2 separate regions of the Homo sapiens genome follow, and region 2 is linked to region 1. The links are chromatin loops, found by intact Hi-C in ENCODE. Cell type or tissue: PC-3. All regions are shown on one strand. Each heading gives the region's core, and the rest is flanking DNA. Links, peaks and the distances in the headings are about the cores only. Region 1 overlaps DNM3 (dynamin 3). Region 2 overlaps C1orf105 (chromosome 1 open reading frame 105).

Region 1 (11,854 bases), core at 2,398-10,397:
TTGGTTGTGGTAAGGGCCAGTGGAGAGTAAAAAAAGGGGCGGGTTTGAGAAATGTTCAGGAAAATTGAGGACTAGGTGGTAGATTAGAGCTGTTGGGTAATGGGAGAGGTAGAGTCAAGGTTACGTCTCAGGTTTCCAGATTCTTATGAAGTCACCAAGATGGGGAACCCTGAAGGGAAGATCAAATACTTGATTTTGGACATGTTGAGCTTGAGATATCATTGACACATCCAAGAGGAGAAGTCAATCAACTGGTCAAATATGCATGCCACAGCAAAGATAAATCTTGTTTGGAGACAACATCTTACAGCTATAGGTATTTGGATGTTTATTGAAGCCAGGATGGAATGAGATTCCCTTAAGAGAGAACAGAGAGTAAATAAAAAAGAGGCCTTGGACCCAGATTTGAGGAATTTCAATAATTACTCTTCTGGCAAAGAGGGTGAATTGTCCAAGGAAATAGAGAAGATACATCCAGAATGGATAGCAGAAAAATGAGAGGAGCTGGAATTATGGAAGCCAGGGGAAGAAGTGTTTTAGAAAGCCGCAGTATTGCTTTGCTCTGGAGATGTCTGAGAAGCAAAAGGTGGAAATCAGGTATTTTTATTATTTACCAGTTCACATGGCAATCAGTTGGTTGCTGGTTTCTTGTGGTTGCTGGTTCTGTTAGATTTGGGTCCTTGTCTCTTGTGACGTTGCTGTCGGGAATGCTGTCCTCTCAGCTCTTTTGTTGCCTGCTTCATAGTTAGAACAGCAACGCATGCCAGGGTGCTAACAATAATTTATTACTGCAAGCAAGGGGGTAATACAGTTATAAACTATTGACAAATAACTCTAGATTTATTTAATAAATATATTCAGCTAACCTCAGATAAACATAAAGATGACTTAAAATAGTTTCTTCAGTCAATCTGGATATGTTAATTCTCCTTACTTTTTTTTTCTTTTTTTATTTTATTTTAGTATTATTATACTTTAAGTTTTAGGGTACATGTGCACAATCTGCAGGTTAGTTACATATGTATACATGTGCCATGCTGGTGTGCTGCACCCATTAACTCGTCATTTAGCATTAGGTATATCTCCTAAAGCTATCCCTCCCCCCTCCCCCCACCCCACAACAGTCCCCAGAGTGTGATATTCCAATTCCTGTGTCCATGTGTTCTCATTGTTCAATTCCCACCTATGAGTGAGAACATGCGGTGTTTGGTTTTTTGTTCTTGCGATAGTTTACTGAGAATGATGATTTCCAATTTCATCCATGTCCCTACAAAGGACATGAACTCATCATTTTTTATGGCTGCATAGTATTCCATGGTGTATACGCTACCTGACTTCAAACTATACTACAAGGCTACAGTAACCAAAACAGCATGGTACTGGTACCAAAACAGAGATATAGATCAATGGAACAGAACAGAGCCCTCAGAAATAACGCCGCATATCTACAACTGTCTGATCTTTGACAAACCTGAGAAAAACAAGCAATGGGGAAAGGATTCCCTATTTAATAAATGGTGCTGGGAAAACTGGCTAGCCATAGGTAGAAAGCTGAAACTGGATCCCTTCCTTACACCTTATACAAAAATTAATTCAAGATGGATTAAAGACTTAAACGTTAGACCTAAAACCATAAAAACCCTAGAAGAAAACCTAGACATTACCATTCAGGACATAGGCATGGGCAAGGACTTCATGTCTAAAACACCAAAAGCAATGGCAACAAAAGCCAAAATTGACAAATGGGATCTAATTAAACTAAAGAGCTTCTGCACAGCAAAAGAAACTAGCATCAGAGTGAACAGGCAACCTACAAAATGGGAGAAAATTTTCGCAACCTACTCATCTGACAAAGGGCTAATATCCAGAATCTACAATGAACTCAAACAAATTTACAAGAAAAAAACAACTCCATCAAAAAGTGGGCAAAGGACATGAACAGACACTTCTCAAAAGAAGAGATTTATGCAGCCAAAAAACATGAAAAAATGCTCACCATCACTGGCCATCAGAGAAATGCAAATCAAAACCACAATGAGATACCATCTCACACCAGTTAGAATGGCAATCATTAAAAAGTCAGGAAACAACAGGTGCTGCAGAGGATGTGGAGAAATAGGAACACTTTTACACTGTTGGTGGGACTGTAAACTAGTTCAACCCTTGTGGAAGTCAGTGTCTTGATTCCTCAGGGATCTAGAACTAGAAATACCATTTGACCCAGCCATCCCATTACTGGGTATATACCCAAAGGACTATAAATCATGCTGCTATAAATACATATGCACACGTATGTTTATTGCAGCACTATTCACAATAGCAAAGACTTGGAACCAACCCAAATGTCCAACAATGATAGACTGGATTAACAAATTCTCCTTAATTTTAATATTTTTTCTTTTTTCTGCATTTCTAGGAAGTTTATATTCTTTTCATTGATTTCAAGTTCATCACTTAGGAAGTTCAAGATTATCTGTTTTTTCTTTTAATTCAGACTTTTCTTTAACTGCATTGTAATAGAAAGGCTGTAAGACCTAAACAATCTGGGTTTTTATCTCACCTTTGTTCTTAATTAATCATGCACTCTTAGGTTCTTGGAAAAGTTTTCATTGTACTGAGCTTGAGGTGCCTGCTGATCTCAGTGGAAATGCCAAGTAGATGGTTATGTCAAGCCTTCAATAGCAGAGAGAGCTTTCCCTTACTCAGTCATGGAGTTGCACTGGGATCTAGAGATGGAAGTATGAGTAAGTTTCTGCCTCAGCTGAAGAATGTGGAGAAAATTAACAGCTGACAGGTGCCTCTAGCACCTTGGCTACCTGAGCTTCATCAGTGTGGTAAACCACTTAGTCCTGAGAACACCGGGTAGCAGCTGTGACTCCTAGCTTCCTTCATTTCTATCACATTCTAACTTAAGGTTCCTTTCTACAAGGTAGGAGACCTGGTAAATCAATCCATGCTAAGGTGTTATTGGGCAGCCTCATTAGTAACATTAGCTGCATTTTAACAGGGTCTTCCTGGATTTAAAGAGATAGCTCAAGTGAGTGACTCTAAATGAAGGAATTTTGAGCATCTCTGAAGGGCAGTGGAGGAGGGAGTTGGTGTTCCTTCTCCCTATCTACATAATAGTCAATGTCAAATGCAGACATAATGTTTGAAATTTTGAATTATTAGAAAAACAATGGAGGCGGATCTTTGTCTCATGAGTTAATCTTTAATCTGTGTATATGATTCAATCTTCAATCTGTGTGTATCATTTTGTTTTGTTTAGCAACTTACCAACCACATTCGGGATACCCTACCAAACTTCAGGAACAAACTACAGGGACAGTTGCTCTCCATAGAACATGAAGTAGAAGCCTACAAAAATTTCAAACCAGAAGACCCAACAAGGAAGACCAAAGCATTGCTGCAGTAGGTCACCTTTCCCTTCCTTGGCTCAGCATTTTAATCTAATTTCTTTAGTTTTCTATTGCCTTAGTCTATTTGTCACGTTGCTTCTTAGGTAGCAAGTAAACTATATGAGGCTATCTATATGATACAAGATAACTCTTGAATTTTTATGCTTTGTTGAACAAGAATTATTGGTATTATTCTGTTATTATCAACTTACCAGTTGAGCATCCTCATGCCCATTTAAATTGTGTTTTTAAAACTGGATTAAGTGAGTAAAACCATTAGGGATGACCCAGCAGGAATTTTTGTCCCTTGTCTTAGAAGTGGGTAAATACAGATGCAAATATCATTTGTATTTTTCAGCTGTTTCTATGGATGTCAATTGTACTTATTATCCTTTATTCCAATTATTTCATGTAACTTATTTGTGTGCATTTTTCAGTGGAATGAGAACCAAGGGTTTAATTTAAAAGTTCTAACAATAAGGCTGTAGTTTTTTTTTTTCCTTTTACATAATGATTTTAATGTAGTCCTTTGAAAATGTAAATGTGAAACTGCCAAGCATCTTTTCACCCCTTCATGATCTTCCCATCTTATCTTTGGGTTACTAGAGTTATTCCTGTGGTGTCTTGGGGTAGGATAGCAGAGAATTGTTAGAGAATTCCTAGCTCTTTATATCTTACACTTTCTTCTCTCCTTCAAATCCTTCTGTCTCCATCAGTTCCTTTATCCTGTGCTGCCACTTGTGTCAAGTCCCTCTCAACAGGAAGGCTCCCCTGCCCAGCACACACTGCAGGATACCCAAGGTCTACCTCCGAAGATGATGTTTGGCACCTCTTATGGCGCACTTTTCTCCCCAGCAGCGTGGCAATCAAAGCATCCTTCAATTGGCATTCAAAGTGCACACTATAATTTCTTTCTTTGTGAGGAGATTCCCAAATGCTCAAATATTTAAATATAATATTAATTGCTTCATCCTATATTTCCTCATTAAAAATATTATACAAAGGAAAGAGTTTTTTTTTTTTCAGATATAACTCTTTCCTAATTTATTCTTTCTTTTCGTTCTTGGGTTTTGTTGAGCTCTTGCAAAAACTCTTCAAGTTACAGAGAAAGCTATTTCTGTTTAGGCCCTAGGTCATTATCTTAATATCCAACTAAAACTATTCTGCTTGCAAATACCGGGTCTTGCCTCTGTGACTTTATTGGACTCAGATTACAGAACTTTTCACAGCTAGATTCTTGATTTGCAGAGGGCTGATTCAGCTCCTTCTTTATGGCCCTATTCTTTCTGACCTATTTCTTTTCTCTCTTCTATCCTTCCCTCCTGCCTTCCTTTCTCTGTTCTTCCTCCTTCCTCTAATCTCTTCATGCACTCAGTGTCTGGTTCTGTGAAATGAATGATAATAAGATTCTTGCCCTCAAGAAGTCCCAGTAGAGTAGGGAAAAACAGACATAAAAATTAACACAATTTAACACAATTAATTGTGTTAAAGCTAATAAATGCTATGTTTCTGTAAGTGTAAAATATTAAGGGAGCCCGGATGAGGAAGCAGTTACATGTGAGGAAGGATGTGAATTTGCAGAGAAAACAGAGGGCCTGTGGTAGGAGAGGACCTTGTCATGTGGAAGGAGGAGGGCAAGAGAATCATGAGAACTTTGGTAACATTTGTTCTCGGATTAGTAAATGGGCCAGGTGGCTGAGGTATAGGGTTTAAGGGAAGGAGCAGCTAGAAGTACACTTTCTGAAAAATTTTTCATGTTTCAGTGTGTATGTCATACCTCTCCAGGTGTTTTTAAAAAATAAAATTAGCATATACATGAACATAACTAAATCCAATTACAGTCTAGCTTCTTTGGCCTAAATAATTTGCAGCTACTTTTCATTCATCCATGATTTTGATGGAAGGGAATGAAAAGATACAAGTTTTAGATAGTTTGAATTTTTTCCCTTTTAGATTTTGAATTTGAAAGTAGTTCCAGTATGTTTAAATTGGAGTTTCTAAACCTGGTAATCACAAATGAAAATAGTTGGTTTTTTTTTTTCGTGTTTCTTTCTTTCTTTCTTTCAAGCAGCCAGTGTAAGGTAATTCATTCTTTCCTGGGACAAATATTTATTAAATCTCCCAATTATGTTGAGCAGGGAAAGGTAAAGAAAACACACATTCCTTGCCCTTAGGAGAGTGACTAATAGACATGGCAATGTTAATGTACTGTGCCAAATGCTCTGCAGGAAACACGCTGAAGATGCAGAGGAGGGGCGATGAGGAGTGGTGCCGGATAGAGTCATGGATCATGAAAAGTTTCTGGGAAGAACCAATGCTTGAGCTGAGTCTTAAAGAACACGTAAAAATTAGTCAGGCAAAGCAGCAAGGGACAGAGAGAATGGTGTTCTGAGCAGAAAGAAAAGTGTAAAAGCACAGGGACATGGTGCATTTGGGGAACTGCAATGGCTTCCTTATGGTTGGCTGGAAGGTGAGTTGGATGAGTGGTAAGAGATGGGGCTGAAGAGGCAGCCAAAGCCAGACCATAAAATGCTGGGAGATGGGCTAAAGAGTTTTGATTGTATTATCGAATTGTGGGGATCCATTGAAAAACAAGGCTAGAGCTAGTTTAGAGGGGTCACAAATCTATGTTATTCTGATAGGGTGAGGTCTGACTTTGACAAAGATAAACTCAAAAGCAGGATCATCATCTAGAGGAGCCTTCAGTGATGCTGGGAGGCATTGCTGAGAGCTGAACCAAGGCAGTGTCAGTAGGTGTGAGGAGGAAGAGCTCAACCAGCTGAGCTGTAATGGAGAAGAAATTACCTACAACTGGTGGCTCCCTGCAACTGTTGGGTGAGGGAAAGGGAGGTATGCTGGATGCCCCAGATTCCCTGCCTGGGGTGGGTGGTATCATCCACCATGAGGAGAGACTTGGGAATGCAGGAGGATCAGCAGGTTTGGGAGTGAAAGAAATTGAGAGGTTGTTTTAAGTGTGTTGAGTTCAAGGCAGCTAAGAGGAAATAAACATCCAGTACAGTTGAGCATATGGGCCACTCACTCTTCTGAGAGTTATAGGCTAAAGCGGAAGGTGTGGAGAAACTATTTCTCAATAGCCCTTGAAGCTATGGCAACCTTGAGATCACCTAGGGATGAATGTGAGGAGAGACTGAGGCTGTGACATTGGGGGAGTAATAGAGCTGGAGCATTTGGGACACTAGGTGGTTGTGATGTCATAGGAGTTCAGGTCCATTTGATTATTCTACATAAAGTTTAATTGATTAACTCTCTATTTCAAGTGTTCTTTAAATACCATTTTATGACTGCAATCAAATGAACAGAAGGCATTGAAAGACAACTATATTTAAATATTTATTCTAATTAAATGTCTAAAATCTTAATGATGTGTATTTTGTATAATCACACTGTGAGTACTACATAGAGTGCAATGTTAACTCTGCCAGTAGGTGCCACTAAGAGCACCTGGAAAAGGATTCTAAGGAATAATCATAGGAAAAGAAAATGAAGAGTGCAAAGGCTTGTAACTTTGACTTGAATCTATTTCTCTTTAACAATTACAGGATGGTTCAGCAATTTGCTGTGGACTTTGAGAAGAGAATTGAAGGGTCAGGGGATCAAGTAGATACCCTGGAACTCTCAGGTGGTGCTAAAATCAATCGTATTTTTCATGAACGCTTTCCTTTTGAGATAGTAAAGGTTTGTGTCAAACGTTATTTTTTTCTTAGTTTCACTTCACTTCCATATTCTGTTTTATACAACTTAATACAATATTGTGTGAGTGGTATAGAACTAACATAGTTCTTTGAACAAAACCTCCATATTCAGGTAATGAAATTCAGGAGAGGAATATGTTCTTACTGATGATTCTGATTTTATTTAATGAGATTTAACTACATTTCAAACACAAATACTAATTGAGTTTCCTAGTTTGTTGTCTAATTAATTTAAAAATATTTCTTAAGCATGTACTATGCACCACATTTCTAGGTGCCAGTGATTAAGACAGAGAAGACCCTTGCTTGTCTAGTGGGGAAAGACAGAAAATTAACAAATAGACAAAATACGAAAGTTTCAAATGTTTTTATGTAACATGATATGAGAGAGGGGATGGGTGAGCCACTTTTAATGGAATAATCAGGCAAATTCTGTCTGAGCAGGAGACATTTAAACTGTGCCCAGAATGGCATGAAGAGGTCAACTGGGTAAAGATCTGGGGGAAAGGGGTTGTTCAAGGCAGAAGTAGCAACCTCGGGTAAGGCACTAAAGTATGACAGGTGAAGAACAGATGTGGCTGATGAAGGAGAGGGGCATGAAGTGAATTCAGAGAGGGAGGAAGTGTCCAGTTCACACAAAGCTTTCTAGGTTGAGGTAAAGTCTTTATACTTAACAATGGGAAGTTACAGGAGGGTTTTAAGCAGTAATGTGACTTGATTTGTTGATGATTTTAGAAGAATAGTATGCCTGCTGGATTGTAAAGAGCCAAGAGAGTGAGGAGAACAGTAGGCCAGACCAGGGGTGGATTCATTTTCTGTGGAGTCTGAAGCTTCTACAATTTTACAGGCCCCCTTGAAGAAGAATACAAAATTATAAACACACAGGCCCAGGGTCTTGGAAGAGGCTTGTGCAAGGGGGAAATGCTGAGAATTAAACTTCTTTAGCTTTCCAGTAAAAGTGCCCCAGCAAGAAAGGATAGAGAGATGGGTGGCTTTGGGGTTTTGGAGATAAAGTTGCTAGGGCTTCGATTGAAATGGGGGAATGGAAGAAAGGGAAGTTTTGAGATGACTTCCAAGGTTTTGGCTTTCACAGCTGAGGGAGTGGTAGTGCCCATCAGATGAGGGAAATGGAGGAAAACCTCTGTTTGTATGGAGAAGTGAATTAGGAGTTCTGTTTTGGATGTGCTAAGCGTAAAATGCCCAATAGGCAGTTGAGTAGTTTTAGGGACCATGCTACTTGTCTCAAACAGAGAGGTGAGTGCTTATGTCTTCGTGTGGGAGGCAAATGGGTAAATAGATAATTTCATTAAAAATGTGCTAAGTAAAGTGATAAACTTCAGCAAAGGGTACTATGGAAACACAGCCCACAGACATGAATCCCAGCTCAAGTGTGTAAGGGAGCCAGGCTTCTGAGCTGAGTTTGGAAGGATGAGCAGCTAGTTAAGCAGGAAGAGGTAGGCTACAGGAGGGGGTGATCCAGACAGGAGAGGAATGAGCTATGAAGCCATCAGTTATGGGTAGAGACCTAGAACAATTCGTCATTCTAGGGCATAAGCTGTGAGGGGAGGAAATGGACAGACAATGAAGCCGGAGAGGCCAAATCTCAGAGGTCAGGGTTGAACTCAATGTTCTTGGGCTATCCCTTCGAGGTCTAAGCTCTGTGACACTTTGGTCCTACTTCCAAATAGATTTATGGTACCTAGCGCTTCTGAGAAATATTTGTAATCTATCCTGTGTTGTCTTTTTAAAATATTACTAATTTTCTTTTACAAAGAGGCCTTTAACTCAAATGATTTAAGTGGCCAGGGACAAAAGACAGCCATTGTTAATTTCAGGACATCTGTACTGCTACTGCACAGCAGGTGAAACTCTCATTTATGCATTCTTCTGTGCCCTCAAATTTACCATATTCAGCAAAAGAATGAAGAATTATACATTTCAAATGAATGGCTAGATTTATGTCCAGAAGGCATCCTTATGCATAGCACTCCATATCTATAACAGAGTTAAAATCCACTGCCCCCAAGCTCCCCAAAATCCCTAGTGTTCTGTGTTGCCTTGAAATTTATATAAACAGATGTTTTGACCATCTGGGTTTAGGTTAGGAAAGACATGAGTATCCACTTATTAATAATGAAGTCAAGTTATTCTCATTCTGTAATGTTCAACAATATTATTCAAAGGAATTAAGTGTCATAACTATGGCTCATTTTGCATCTGCAGATGGAGTTCAATGAGAAAGAATTGCGAAGAGAAATAAGCTATGCAATCAAAAACATACATGGTATCAGGCAAGTGATTCACATTTTTCTTGTCATCTGTTCAAGCTACCAAAAGAAAATTAATGTTTATAAATGGCTAGGAAACTCGTCTTTTCATCATTGAATAGGGTAGAATACAGAGGTGGGAGTAAGAAACAGGAAATCCTACTTTGGGGTTTAATGGTAACTTCCTGTATTGCTGTAGTCAGTTTTTTCCAAGTGAAAAAGCAAAAACATTTTCTGCATTTCCAGCCTGTACTCTGCACAATAGGGGATTCGCAGATTAGCAAGACCCCATTCTCCAGAGCCTTCATTTTTCATGAGGGAGGCCAGACATGCTCATAATTAATCATTACTTACACCAGAGAAGGGACAGATTAATTTTGACTAGTGTTGTGGAGCAAGATTGGGAAAGATTAATGGAGGTTGTTACTTTCAAGTTTATCCTTTCCTGTGGGGAGGATGGTTTCAACAGGCCAGGAGGTGTTGTGTGTGCATGTGTGCTTGCACATGTGGGAGCGTGCATATGAAGTGGGCAGCAGTGTGATGAGACAGGAGAGGATGGAAGGATGGAATGGAGGTTGTTGAGGATAAAAGAAAGGGCTTTCCGGTGGAAGGGGTGGGATGACCAAAGGCAAAGAGGTGAGCGGGCACAGTATATATCCATGGAGCCAAGAGTCATGCATATGCATTGGGACTGGCTTGAGGAATGCAGTCAGGAGAGCAGAGGGACCTGAGCTGGGTGGGGTTGGGGGTGGGGTAGAACTTGTGTCTGAATTTCCCCTTGTTTAAAGTGAGATTATTCTAAATTACCTTCCATCTTAGTCTGTTTGGACTGCTGTAACAAATGACTACAGACTGGGTGGCTTATAAACCACAGAAATTTATTTCTCACGGTTCTGGAGTTTGAAAATCCTAGGTCAGGGTGTGAGCATGGTCGGGTTCTGGTGAGATCCCTTTTCTGGCCTGCACAGTGCTGTCTTCTTATTCTGTCCTCATGTGGCAGAGAGAAAGCTAGTTAGCTCTCTGGCCTCTTCTTATAAGGGCACTAATCCCATTCATGAGGGTTCTGCCCTCATGATGTAATTACCTCCCAAAGGCCCTACCTCCTACTACCATCACATTGAAGGGTATGGTTTCAACATATGAAGTTTTAGGGGAACACATTCAGTTCACAACAATTTCTTTAAAGAACTATGATAAGAACAAATGATTTTAAAGCACATATTTATTCATTTCATGTACAGAAGGCTAAACATAACTTAATGAACATATGTTGAATTGCAGTGTCCTTAATTCAAGGAAATAAAACTTAGGTTGCCTAGTACATAGATTGCCTCATACGAAGGAGGTGGCCCCTGCCTGTTGTCATTTGTGGTTCAGCCTCTGCCAAAGGGCCAAGTTGAGACTGTGCTGGGAACAGGCCCTGAGAAGGCAAAGCTTGACACTGAGTTTGCATGTGATGGGTGATTTTACAAAGGAGTTATGATGCTTGAGTTATTTGTTGTTTTAAAATTTAGACAATCTGTTGGTGGGACTGTAAACTAGTTCAACCATTGTGAAAGTCAGTGTGGAGATTCCTCAGGGATCTAGAACTAGAAATACCATTTGACCCAGCCATCCCATTACTGAGTATATACCCAAAGGACTATAAATCACGCTGCTATAAAGACACATGCACACATATGTTTATTGCAGCACTATTCACAATAGCAAAGACTTGGAACCAACCCAAATGTCCAACAATGATAGACTGGATTAAGAAAATGTGGCACATATACACCATGGAATACTATGCAGCCATAAAAAATGATGAGTTCATGTCCTTTGTAGGGACATGGATGAAATTGGAAACCATCATTCTCAGTAAACTATCTCAAGGACAAAAAACCAAACACCACATGTTCTCACTCATAGATGGGAATTGAATAATGAGAACACATGGACACAGGAAGGGGAACATCACACTCTGGGGACTGTTGTTGGGTGGGAGTAGGGGGGAGGGATAGCATTAGGAGATATACCTAATGCTAAATGACGAGTTAATGGGTGCAGCACACCAGCATGGCACATGTATACATATGTAACTAACCTGCACATTGTGCACATGTACCCTAAAACTTAAAGTATAATAATAATAAAAAAAAGAAAGAAAAAAGAGAAAAAAAAATTTAGACAATCTGCTCCACAAATCTCAAATAGTATGGGCAGATACGAGTTTACAAAGTGAAGAGGAGAAAACATCTATAACCAAATCTAACGTTTTTTCTTTTACCATCGATAGGATTTCTAAGCTCCCTATTCTATTTCTTCTCCACCAAATCCAGAATACATTTGGTGTAGAAACTGTTTTGCTTTTTAGCTGGGCAGATTTGGTATTTGGACATGTTTATCTGATAAATGCAGTGGAACCAAATTACATTTTTTGGGGTCATACAGTATTTGAAATCAGCCAAATACAGTATTTTTACTTCACTTGTAA
Region 2 (11,854 bases), core at 1,165-9,164, 390 kb after region 1:
GATATGGCTGCAGTGGCCAAAAACTTAGATCATAACACCCAAGTCCCTTCAAATACCTGGAAAACATTCCGAAGAAGGACAGGTACAAACAAGCCCAGACCAGACACTAACAAGCATCCACAAGCACAGGACCATCCAGGAAAACATGCCCTTACCAAACAAACTAAATAAGACATCAGTGACCAATACTGAAGAGACAGAGATAGTGACCTTTCAGACAAGGAATTCAAAATAGCTGTTTTGAGGAAATTCAAAAAAATTCAAGATAACACAGAGAGGGAGAATTCAGAATTCTATCAAATAAATTTAACAAAGAAATTGAAATAATTAAAAAGAATCAAGCAGAAATTCTGGAGTTGAAAAATGCCATTGACATACTGAAGGATGCATCCATCAGAGGCTGTTAGCAGAATTGATCAAGCAGAAGAAAGAATTAGTGAGCTTGAAGCCAGGCTGTTTGAAAATATATAGAGGGGACAAAAGAATAATTCCAAGTTGAACCATTGTATGTCAGGGACCATCTTTATATATTTTTGTTATTGTTTTTGATGCTACAAGTTACTATTGAATCTAAATACTGTCAACATATTAAGATCAGACTAGGTGGCAGGCTATTGGATGAGTCAACACTATAAACTCCTACTCCCATCCTCGGTTTTTAATCAAATCAAGTTTTATCATACATTATGTCACATCCCAATTTTCAGCCCCAGTTCACATCTTCAATGAACCTCATGAACATGAGCCATGGGTAGATAATAAAGAAAGCCTAAGCAAGCCGCAGAAGACCAAAGAGACTTAAGGATCTGCAAGGCAGTAACCAAGAAGTCACTAATGTGGGTTCTGCCTCTCAAAACAGCTACTAACAAAGTATTTTGATGTTCCACATAACATTATCAAAAAATTAGCCTCTCAGGCTTTTAGGGGTTATATTCCCTTCTCTTTTTTATTTTGTTTTTTGAGATGGAGTCTTGCTCTGTCACCCAGGCTGGAGTGCAGTGGCACGATCCCGGCTCACTGCCACCTCTGCCTCCCGGGTTCGAGAGATTCTCATGCCTCAGCCTCCAGAGTAGCTGGGACTACAGGTGCCTGCCACCACACCCGGCTAATTTTTGTATTTTTAGTAGAGATGGGGTTTCACAATGTTGGCCAGGCTGGTCTTAAACTCCTGACCTCAAGTGATCTGCCCACCTCAGTCTCCCAAAGTGTTGGGTTTACAGGTGTGAGCCACCGTGCCCGGCCTCCTTGTTCTTATCTCTGAGGGTACATTCAGAAGGCAATGGAGAGCAAGTTAGAGTCAAAGAGATGATTCCTTCTGCCTCTTTTTTTTTCTTTTAATGACAAAAATATTCTCAGCTACATCCACAAAATCTGCTCAATGTCTTAAAGATCTATTTATTTTGCAACTTAAAAAGAGTGTGAGGCCCACAGTGTTCTCACTGACCAGAGTTCAAATGTCACTCGGGCCCAGCACAAGGCCACAGGGCCAGCCTGGAGTGGCAAGCAGTGAGCCAACAGAGCTTGTAAAGTAGAAGCAGCTCCTCTTGAGCCAGGTTTCGTGGGAGCCTGAGGGACCTCAGCATTGGTAAAATCAATTTGTTCCATCATCCTAGTAGTATTATGGTCAAAGAATTACAGAGCTAGTCTGTTTAGGACAGAAGACCTTAGGATCATACTGGATGTTACTTGATTCTCAATGCCAGTTGGTTCCATTTGGTGGCAGAAAAGGCCATTTGTCTTTCTAAGCCCTTTCCTTGGGTACTTTTACCCCAGCATTACCTGATGGGCATAAGGAGGCAGCACCAAATAGTGTTGCCAGACTTGTGGTGCTGAGCACATGCCAGCCAATTGGGAAATGGCTGCTTCCTGACTACCCCACCTCTGGGGAATTATCTCATTAATCACAGTAATATACCTGGAGGAAAATGATGTTTTAATTTTTTGATGATGGTTATTGTTCGTCAAGTTACACCAACATTGATGGCATCTGTGAGTTACGAAAGGAAAAAAAAGCAAAAAGTATAGGCGTGGTCTAAGCTAGCAGGCCCAACAAGCCTTCAGCTGTTTCTAATCTGCCTCTCCCCTGCAGCTGAGCCCTCTTGGTGGCCAAAGGAGTATGCCTTATCAGGCCCAACCTTCCACAGAATGTTGGTCAAACCCTGGCTCTCACCTAAGCTCTGATCACTTTGCCCAAAATCAAAATTTTTAGAGCACTACAATGACACTGCTTGCTATTAGAAGTTTGCACTGTTCTGAGGAGGTTTGTGATATTATCCCCAAAAGGTCCTTGTCAAAATGCACATAACCCAGAGAACTAGCACATTAATCCCATTAGTGAGCAATAATATGCTCATGAGGATGTGAAAAGGCCTACATTCTGAGAACACATCTCCTTCAAGGTGAAGAGGAAGCCCCCAAAATTCACCCCTCCCTACCCACCCACTCACACGCTCACTACTACTATCTGCCTTACACTTACTGGAACTTATGTCATTAACCTTTTATCCCAGCCTGTGTCAATCATCCAAGAACCCCTGGATTCTAGGCCACTCTCCACGCTAATTTCCATGCAGTTCTGTATGTTCCTATTCTGTCTTCCCATCTCTCCCAAATTTCTGTAACCCTTCCACTGTCTCCTCTATAATTCACTGCCCATGATCAACAAAATTCCCTGTATCTTCAACCTATTCTCTGGATATGCACTTCACAATCTTACTCTAACAAACCAGAGTTTCTCTGAAAGGACTGCCTCCCCTGCATCCTTTTCCAAAGGTGGCAGCTTGTCTCCCACAGCCCTCACACTGCTGAGCCTGAAGTGGGGTAGTTATCCTCATTTTTTGTTTTGTTTTCAGACCATTCTTCTTTCCTCCTCGCTAAAACCCCCAGCTTTGAACCTCATGGCATCAGATTACAGCACTATCTACATGACCCTATGTGTTGCTTTTAACTACCAATGCCCAATTCATTCTCCCTTATTTCTTGATGATTTTAGCTCCTGTTTCAATGTCACTCCCTCCAGTGATACTCCTGTTTTAATTCTTGGGGATTTTCATACGCTTCTTGGTAATCCACCCTCACCCTGCCTCTCATTTTCTTGACTTCACTCTTTCAATGGTCTTTTTTTTTTTCTTCTACTTGAGTGCTAAGTAGTGAGATCTTGCAATGATCTTGCTCTCCACTCTATCTCAGCTACTCATTTCCAAAATTAAAACCTTGTCTTTCCCCACTCTCTCATCTCTATATCCTATCTTTCTAGCCTACTTCTATTGTTTTAATCTCTTGGATCTCCAATCTATTCACCTTTATGCTGTCCCTCAGCCCTCTGTCCTTCACCCTTCTTGAGGTTCACTCTCCTTACCCAACTTAAATTGAATGGTCAATCATTGTCATCATGCCCATGCATATATACCTGTCTCCCTTGCCCTTCTCTCAATTTGTTAAAACCACCATTCTGGGTAAATCTAACTCTCTACCTACTCTGGTTTGCACCCATGTAACTGTACATGGTCTGGAAAGCACACACACAAGCAAAGAACAAAGCCAGGATAACTGGTTTCACTTTAAATTAATCACCACCATATTCAAGTGAGCCCTTAATACTGCCAAGCAGTTACACTAAGCATCCCTTGTTCATTCACTCTCCCAATGTCCTAAGTTGTTTCACACCTTTTCTCTCACTCCCCTATCCTCAATCTCAGCTGATTCCTTGCCTCCAACTTCCCTGAGAAAATTGAAGCAATCAGAAAAGAACTCCCAAAGACTCTCATCACCTCATCTACCCATTTACTAATATCGGTATTCATCTACTCTGTCTTCTCACTTGTTCCCATAGATCAACCATCCCTGCCCTTGTCGAAAGCCAGGCTTTGCACTTGTGCACTTATGTACTCCAGAATATTTCCCCAGCAATTCTTCCCTCTCTCACACCATCAACTAACAACTCTCTACCATTTCATTTCAATCAGGGTGCAAACATGCTATCATTTTTTTGGTCTTCACTTTCCCTTTCAGTTTCTGTCCTATTTCCTGGCTCCCCTTTGAAGCAAAACTATAAAGCTGTCTATACTTGCTGCTAAATTTCTCTTCTATTTTCTCTTAAACCCACACCAAACAGGTTTTTATTCCAGCACTCCAACAAAAACCTGCTCTTTTAAATGTAAAGGTCAATTTTCAGCTGTCTTACTTGCTTTATCATGTTTTTATCTGATCACATTTGATCACCCACTCTCTCTGGAGACACATTCAGCACTTGGTTTGCAGGACACAGAATTCTCTTGCTTTTCCCTTGCCTCAGTGGTTTTGCTGTCCAAATCTTTTTGCTTCTTCTTCGCCTCAACATTTTACTTTGGAGTTCTTGGTCCTTTTCTGTCTATAACCATTTCCTTGGTGATCTCATTCAGTCTCACAGCATTAAATATCATTTATATTGCCAACAAATCCCGAATTTATATCTGAATTTCATCTCTCTCAAACTCCAAGGTCATATTTCCTATATTCCCTTCAACATTTCAGGCTGAATGTCTTCAAGACATTTCCTATCCCACGTGCACCAAACTAAACTCCTAATCTTCCTCCCCAAAATCTCCAGTTACCATCCCTCTGCCCCCACCTCAGTTAACAACATATCCATATTTCAGTTTGTTCAGGGGAAAAACCTTAATTTATAACTCTTCTCTTTCTTTCACACTCTACATCTAATACATCAGGTAGCCCCACTGTCTTTACTTTCAAATTACATATAGAACGTGACTATTTTCCGCCACTTCCTCTGCCATCCTCTGTTTTGAGCCACCATTATCCCTTGCTTGTATTACTGCAAAAGCCTCCAAATGCTTCTTCCTGTGTCTACTCTTGCCCTACAGCAACCAGAATGAGCCTTTCAAAATATGTATCTTCTTTTTCTCCATGACCCTCCAATGGCTCCTATCTCAGAGTAAAAGCCTAAGCTAGTAGCTTACAATGTCATACATAATCTAGCTTCCCACGTTACCTCTACGACTTCGTCTTCTGTTGCTCACTCCACTTCAGCCACTCCTTGCTATTCCCCACACATGCCAGGTATTCTTCTGCCCAAAGGTTTTGTAGCAGCTCTTTCCTCTGCAGCTCTTCCCTCTGACTGGGATGCTCTTCCCCAGGGAATCTGAATTACTCCCTCACTTCCTTCAAGTCTTTGGTAAAATGTTACCTTTCCCATGAGACCTACTCTGACCTCTTTATTTAATGCTATGCCACTTTTTTCTTTTTTCCATAGCACTTACTACCTTCCATTTATGTTTATTATCTATCTCCTCCTGCTATAATGTCAGCTCTACTAGGTCAAGAACCTTTGTCCTTTTTATTTACAGATATATTCCAAGCACACAGAACAGTATTTGTCATACAGTAAGTACTCAAAAAATATTTATTGACAATAAATTCCTGAAGCCACACACTATAAAAATCTGAATGGTAGAAGGTGAGTAGAGGGAAGCTTATGTAGATACTAAATATTTTGTTGGATTTTGGGGGATACTGTTGGATACTGGGGGAAGAGAATAAGGGATAAGGGAACGATGAGGAATTTGACAAAGCATTAAAAGCAACTGCCTACCATTATCCTTCAGTCCTGGGCTCCATTCAGGCACAAGCACAGGCTTTGTGTAAGAAAAGCAAAGTATTAGCCCAAGTTGGTAACATAGCCTTAGGCAATACTTAACCCACTCTGAGTCTCAGTCTCAACTGTGAAATGGAAATAAAACCTCTTACAGGATTGCTGTGAGAAGTAAATACAAATATACACACACACACACACACACACACACACACACAGACACACACACACATACACACACAACGTGCATAGCACGTTACCTAGCACGCATTGGGTGCTCTAAAATACAGGTGCTATTATTTATCAAACCCCAGTATGCTATTTACCTCCTGAATTTATGGAGACCTCAGACTCATTAATTCAGGTGTAGTTATTTCCCAAACCACAATTCAGCAAGAATTTCAAGACTCTAATTGCATCTCTTATAAAAAGGGAAATCAATCACTTCCACAAGATGGCACTGTGTCCCAGCCCTGTTTCCCTAAATACAACAGGTTTGAAATTTTGTATAACTATGTAACTGATGCCCTCTGCTGACTTGTTTTCTTTTTCTTGTCCTTGAGCCTTTGGCTTGGAGGATGTAAATGATGGCTCAATATGCATCCTCTATATGCTTGGTATGAATTATTAAATCCACAATGTAACCCAGCTGCCCAAAGTATTTCTCAAAAGTTTACTGACACCAATACAATCTCCACACAGAACACCAGGCATGTTGCTACAGCCAGATGCACAAGCCTTCTAGTTACATGCCAATCATAAATCAGCTGCATCACGCCACAAAATAAAGTGCACCTGTCATCCTATTGCTCTACTTCTTCTTAATCCCTCCCATACCAACTTTAATCCTTAATCCTTGGCACCATTTTGGAAGTGTGAGCAAAGCTGCCTCCCCATTCCTCTGTCCTTGATCTCACTTGCCACACCACCCTCCAGCCTTACCTGTAACTTAGAGTGATAAGAAGCAGAGCTGGGAGGAAGGGGTGTAGAGGGAGAAGGGCAGACAGCTTCTTATGCTGGCAAATATTTGGCAGGTTGGGATTTAATTCCAATGCTACTGTAAACTTTTCCTCCTCACCTTTCCCCCTTTCCCACACACACCACAGTATTCTCTAAAACTCTAAATCATTCATATTCTACTTGCACCCTTTCAGTGTGGTTTAAATATAAGAGACTGACTAGATCACTGAATTTAAGTGATGAGTAACTTCCCACCACAACTGTCATACTACTTTATACCAATTGTTTTCTAGGCCTGAATCCTTGTGCCAGCAGCCCACAAAGAGGCATGCCACAGGTGAGCCTCATCATCCTTCTGATGGCAGCAGTTAAGGGCTCTGGATTGCTTGACATTTTCTTAATAGAACGTTTAATGAATTTTTAATTTGCAATTTTTCTTAAACCTTTTTTTATTTATTTTTGAGACAGGGTCTTGCTTTTTGCCCATGCTGGAGTGCAGTGATGTGAACACAACTCACTGCATTCTCGACCTCCTGGGCTCAAGATCTGCCTGCCTTAACTTCTCGTGCAGCTGGGACCACAGGCACGCATCACCACCTCCAGTTAATTTTTTAAATTTTTTGTAGAGACAGAAGTCTCACTTTGTTGCCCAGGCTCGTCTCAAACTCCTGGGTTCAAGCAATTTTCCCACCTCAGCCTCCCAAAGTGCTGAGATTGCAGGTGTGAGCCATTGCGCCCAGCCAGATACAGCATTTTTTACAAATTGAAGATTTGTGGCAACCTTGTGTTAAGCAAGTCTGTCAGTGCCATTGTTCCAATTGCATGTGCTCACTTTGTGTTCCTGTGTCACATTTTGGTAATTATGACAATATTTCAAACTTTATTATCATATCTGTTATGCTGATCTGTGATCAGTGATCTTTGATGTTACCATTGCAATTGTTTTGGGGTACCACAAACTATACCCATATAAGAGGGCAAACTTAGTGGATATGTGTGTGTGTTCTGACTGCTCCACTGACCAGCTCTTCCCTGTCTTTCTTCCTCTTCTTGGGCCTCCCTATTTCCTGAGACACAACAGTATCAAAATTAAGCCAATTAATAACCCTGCAATGGCTTTTAACTGTTCAAATGAAGAGTTGCACATCTCTCATTTTAAATCAAAAGTAGAAATGATTAAGCTTAGTGAAGAAGGCATATCAAAAGCCGAGACAGGCTGAAAGCCAGGCCTCTTGTGACAAACAGCCAAGTTGTGAATGCAAATAAAAAGTTATTGAAGGAAATTAAAAGTGGTACTCCCATGATAAGAAACTAAAAGAGCCTTACTGTTAATACAGATAAAGTTATAGTGGTCTGTATAAAAGGCTAAACCAGTCACAACATTCCCTTTAGGCCAAAGCATAAACCACAACAAGGCGCTAACTCTTCTCAATTTAACAAAGGCTGAGAGAGGAGAGGAAGCTGCAGAAGAAAGGTTTGAAACTAAGAGAGGTTGATTCATGAGGTTTAAGGAAAACAGCCATCTCTGTAACATAAAAGTGCACACTAAAGCAGCAAGTGCTCATATGGAAGCTGCAAGTTATCCAGAAGATCTAGCTAAGAACATTGATGCAGGCTTCCATTCCAAGATGGCCAAATAGGAACAGCTCCAGTCTGCAGCTCCCGGCGTGATCGATGCAGAAGACAGGTGATTTCTGCATTTCCAACTGAGGTATCTGGTTCATCTCACTGGGCCTGGTTGGACAGTGAGTACAGTCGATGGAGGGTGAGCCAAAGCAGGGCGGGGCATCGCCTCACCTGGATTGCTCAAGAGGTTGGGGGATTTCCCTTTCCTAGCCAAGGGAAGCCGTGACAGACTGCACCTGGAAAAACAGGACACTCCTGCCCCAAACACTGTGCTTTTCCCAAGGTCTTAGCAACCGGCAGACAAGGAGATTCTCTCTCGTGCTTGGCTTGGTGGGTCCCATGCCCATGGGGCCTTGCTCACTGTAGCACAGCAGTCTGAAATCAAACTGTGAGGCAGCAGCCTGGCTGGGGGAGGGGCGTCCTCCATCACTGAGGCTTGAGTAGGTAAACAAAGCAGCCGGGAAGCTCAAACTGGGTGGAGGCCACTGCAGCTCAGCAAGGCCTACCGCCTCAATAGACTCCACCTCTGTAGGCAGGACATAGCTGAACAAAAGTGAGCAGACAACTTCTGCAAACTTAAACGTCCCTGTGTGACAGCTCTGAAGAGAGCAGTGGTTCTCCCAGCACAGCATTTGAACTCTGAGAATAGACAGACTGCCTCCTCAATTGGGTTCCTGACCCCCAGGTAGCCTAACTGGGAGACACCTCCCAGTAGGGGCCGACTGACACCTCATACAGGTGGGTGCCTCTCTGGGACGAAGATTCCAGAGGAAGGATCAGGCAGCAATGTTTGCTGTTCTGCAATATTTGCTGTTCTGCAGCCTCCGCTGGTGATAACCAGGCAAACAGGGTCTGGAGTGGACCTCCAGCAAACTCCAACAGACCTGCAGCTGAGGGACCCGACTGTTAGAAGGAAAACTAACAAACAAAAAGGAATAGCATTAACATCAACAAAAAGGACATCTACACCAAAACCCTATCTGTAGGTCACCAACATCAAACACCAAAGGTAAATAAAACCACAAAGATGGGGAGAAACCAGAGAAGAAAAGCTGAAAATTCTAAAAACCAGAGCGCCTCTTCTCCTCCAAAGGATCGCAGCTCCTCGCCAGCAATGGAACAAAGCTGGACAGAGAATGACTTTAATGAGTTGACAGAAGTAGGCTTCAGAAGGTCAGTAATAACAAACTTTTCTGAGCTAAAGAAGCATGTTCTAAGCAATCGCAAGGAAGTTAAAAACCTTGAAAAAAGGACAGATGAATGGCTAACTAGAATAAACACCATAGACAAGACCTCAAATGACCTGATGGAGCTGAAAACCATGGTACGAGAACTATGTGATGCATACACAAGCTTCAATAGCCGATTTGATCAAGTGGAAGAAAAGGTATCAGTGATTGAGATCAAATTAATGAAATAAAGCAAGAAGACAAGTTTAGAGAAAAAAGAGTAAAAAGAAACAAACAAAGCCTCCAAGAAATATGGGACTATGTGAAAAGACCAAATCTACGTTTGATTGGTGTACCTGAAAGTGATGGGGAGAATGGAACCAAGTTGGAAAACACTCTTCAGGATATTATCCAGCCTAGCAAGGCAGGCCAACATTCAAATTCAGGAAATACACAGAACACCACAAAGATACCCCTTGAGAAGAGCAACCCCAAGACACATAACTGTCAGATTCACTAAGGTTGACATGAAGGAAAAAATGTTAAGGGCAGCCAGAAAGAAAGGTCAGGTTACCCACAAAGGGAAGCACATCAGACTAACAGTAGACCTCTCAGCAGAAACCCTACAAGCCAGAAGAGAGTGGGGGCCAATATTCAACATTCTTAAACAAAAGAATTTTCAACCCAGAACTTCATATCCAGCCAAACTAAGCTTCATAAGTGAAGGAGAAATAAAATCCTTTACGGACAAACAAATGCTGAGAGATGTTGTCACCACCAGGCCTGCCTTACAAGAGCTGCTGAAGGAAGCACTAAACATGGGAAGGAACAACTGGTACCAGCCACTGCGAAAATATGCCAAATTGTAAAGACTATCGATGCTAGGAAGAAACTGCATCAATTAACGGGCAAGATATCCAGCTAACATCACAATTGCAGGATCAAATTAACACATAACAATATTAACTTTAAATGTAAATGGTCTAAATGCCCCAATTAAAAGACACAGACTGGCAAATTGGATAAAGAGTCAAGACCCATCAGTGTGCTGTATTCAGGAGACCCATCTCACGTGCAGAGACACACATAGGCTCAAAATAAAAGGATGGAGGAAGACCTACCAAGCAAATGGAAAGCAAAAAAAAGCAGGGGTTACAATCCTAGTCTCTGATAAAACAGACTTTAAACCAACAAAGATCAAAAGAGACAAAGAAAGCCATTACATAATGGTAAGGGGATCAATTCAACAAGAAGAGCTAACTATCCTAAATATATATGCACCCAATAAAGGAGCACCCAGATTCATAAAGCAAGTCCTTAGAGACCTACAAAGAGGCTTAGACTCCAACACAATAATAATGGGAGACTTTAACACCCCACTGTCAATATTAGACAGATTAACGAGACAAAATGTTAACAAGGATAACCAGGATTGAACTCAGCTCTGCACCAAGCAAACCTAATAGACATCTACAAAACTCTCCACCCCACATCAACAAAATATACATTCTTTTCAGCAGCACATCGCACTTATTCTAATATTGACCACATAGTTGGAAGTAAAGCACTCCTCAGCAAATGTAAAAGAACAGAAATCACAACAAACTGTCTCTCAGACCACAGTGCAATCAAATTAGAACTCAGGATTAAGAAACTCACTTAAAGCCACACAACTACATGGAAACTGAACAACCTGCTCCTGAATGACTACTGGGTACATAACAAAATGAAGGCAGAAATAAAGATGTTCTTTGAAACCAATGAGAACAAAGACACAACATACCAGAATCTCTGGGATGCATTTAAAGCAGTGTGTAGAGGGAAATTTATAGCACTAAATGCCCACAAGAAAAGCAGGAAAGATCTAAAATCAACACTCTAACATCACAATTAAAAGAACTAGAGAAGCAAAAGCAAATTCAAAAGCTAGCAGAAGGCAAGAAATAACTAAGATCAGAGCAGAACTGAAGGAGATAGAGACATAAAAAACCCTTCAAAAAATCAATGAATCCAGGAGCTGGTTTTTTGAAAAGATCAACAAAATTGATAGACCGCTAGCAAGACTAATAAAGAAGAAAAGAGAAGAATCAAATAGACACAATAAAAAATGATAAAGGGGATATCACCACCAATCCCACAGAAATACAAACTACCATCAGAGAATACTATAAACACCTCTATGCAAATGAACTAGAAAATCTAGAAGAAATGGATAAATTCCTGGACACATACACCCTCCCACAACTAAACGAGGAAAGAGCTGAATCTCTGACTAGACCAATAACAGGCTCTGAAATTGAAGAAATAATTAATAGCCTACCAACCAAAAAAAGTCCAGGACCAGATGGATTCACAGCCGAATTCTACCAGAGGTAAAAAGAGGAGCTGGTACCATTCCTTCTGAAACTATTCCAATCAATAGAAAAAGAAGGAATCCTCCCTAACTCATTTTATGAGGTCAGCATCATCCTGATACCAAAGCCTGGCAAAGACACACAAAAAAGAGAAC

What was found. A loop is a pair of places that touch in the nucleus more often than their neighbours do. Peaks named below come from ENCODE experiments on the same cell type or tissue, not always from the same donor. Only the 100,000 strongest peaks of a DNase experiment are listed, where the experiment ranks them.
Region 2: a loop joins it to region 1, with 9 times the contacts of the local background. A loop is called at or near these places in 6 of 110 quality-filtered maps.

What each region holds. Positions count from the first base shown.
Region 1 is chr1:172,035,051-172,046,904 of GRCh38, forward strand. It overlaps DNM3 (dynamin 3), which reads left to right. Exons shown (of 21, transcript NM_015569.5): 7 at 3,269-3,411; 8 at 6,959-7,094; 9 at 9,335-9,402. Among named protein-coding and RNA genes, the nearest start is that of MIR3120, 98 kb to the right of the region's middle. In PC-3, for the core only: a CTCF peak has its summit at 6,844 (motif pointing right); DNase peaks (open chromatin) are centred at 5,641 and 6,841; H3K4me3 peaks cover 849 bases; H3K27ac peaks cover 1,278 bases.
Region 2 is chr1:172,423,449-172,435,302 of GRCh38, forward strand. All of the region lies in intron 1 of C1orf105 (chromosome 1 open reading frame 105), which reads left to right. Among named protein-coding and RNA genes, the nearest start is that of C1orf105, 8.7 kb to the left of the region's middle. RefSeq lists an enhancer at 5,380-5,902. In PC-3, for the core only: a CTCF peak has its summit at 6,064 (motif pointing right); DNase peaks (open chromatin) are centred at 6,063 and 8,383; H3K4me3 peaks cover 461 bases; H3K27ac peaks cover 719 bases.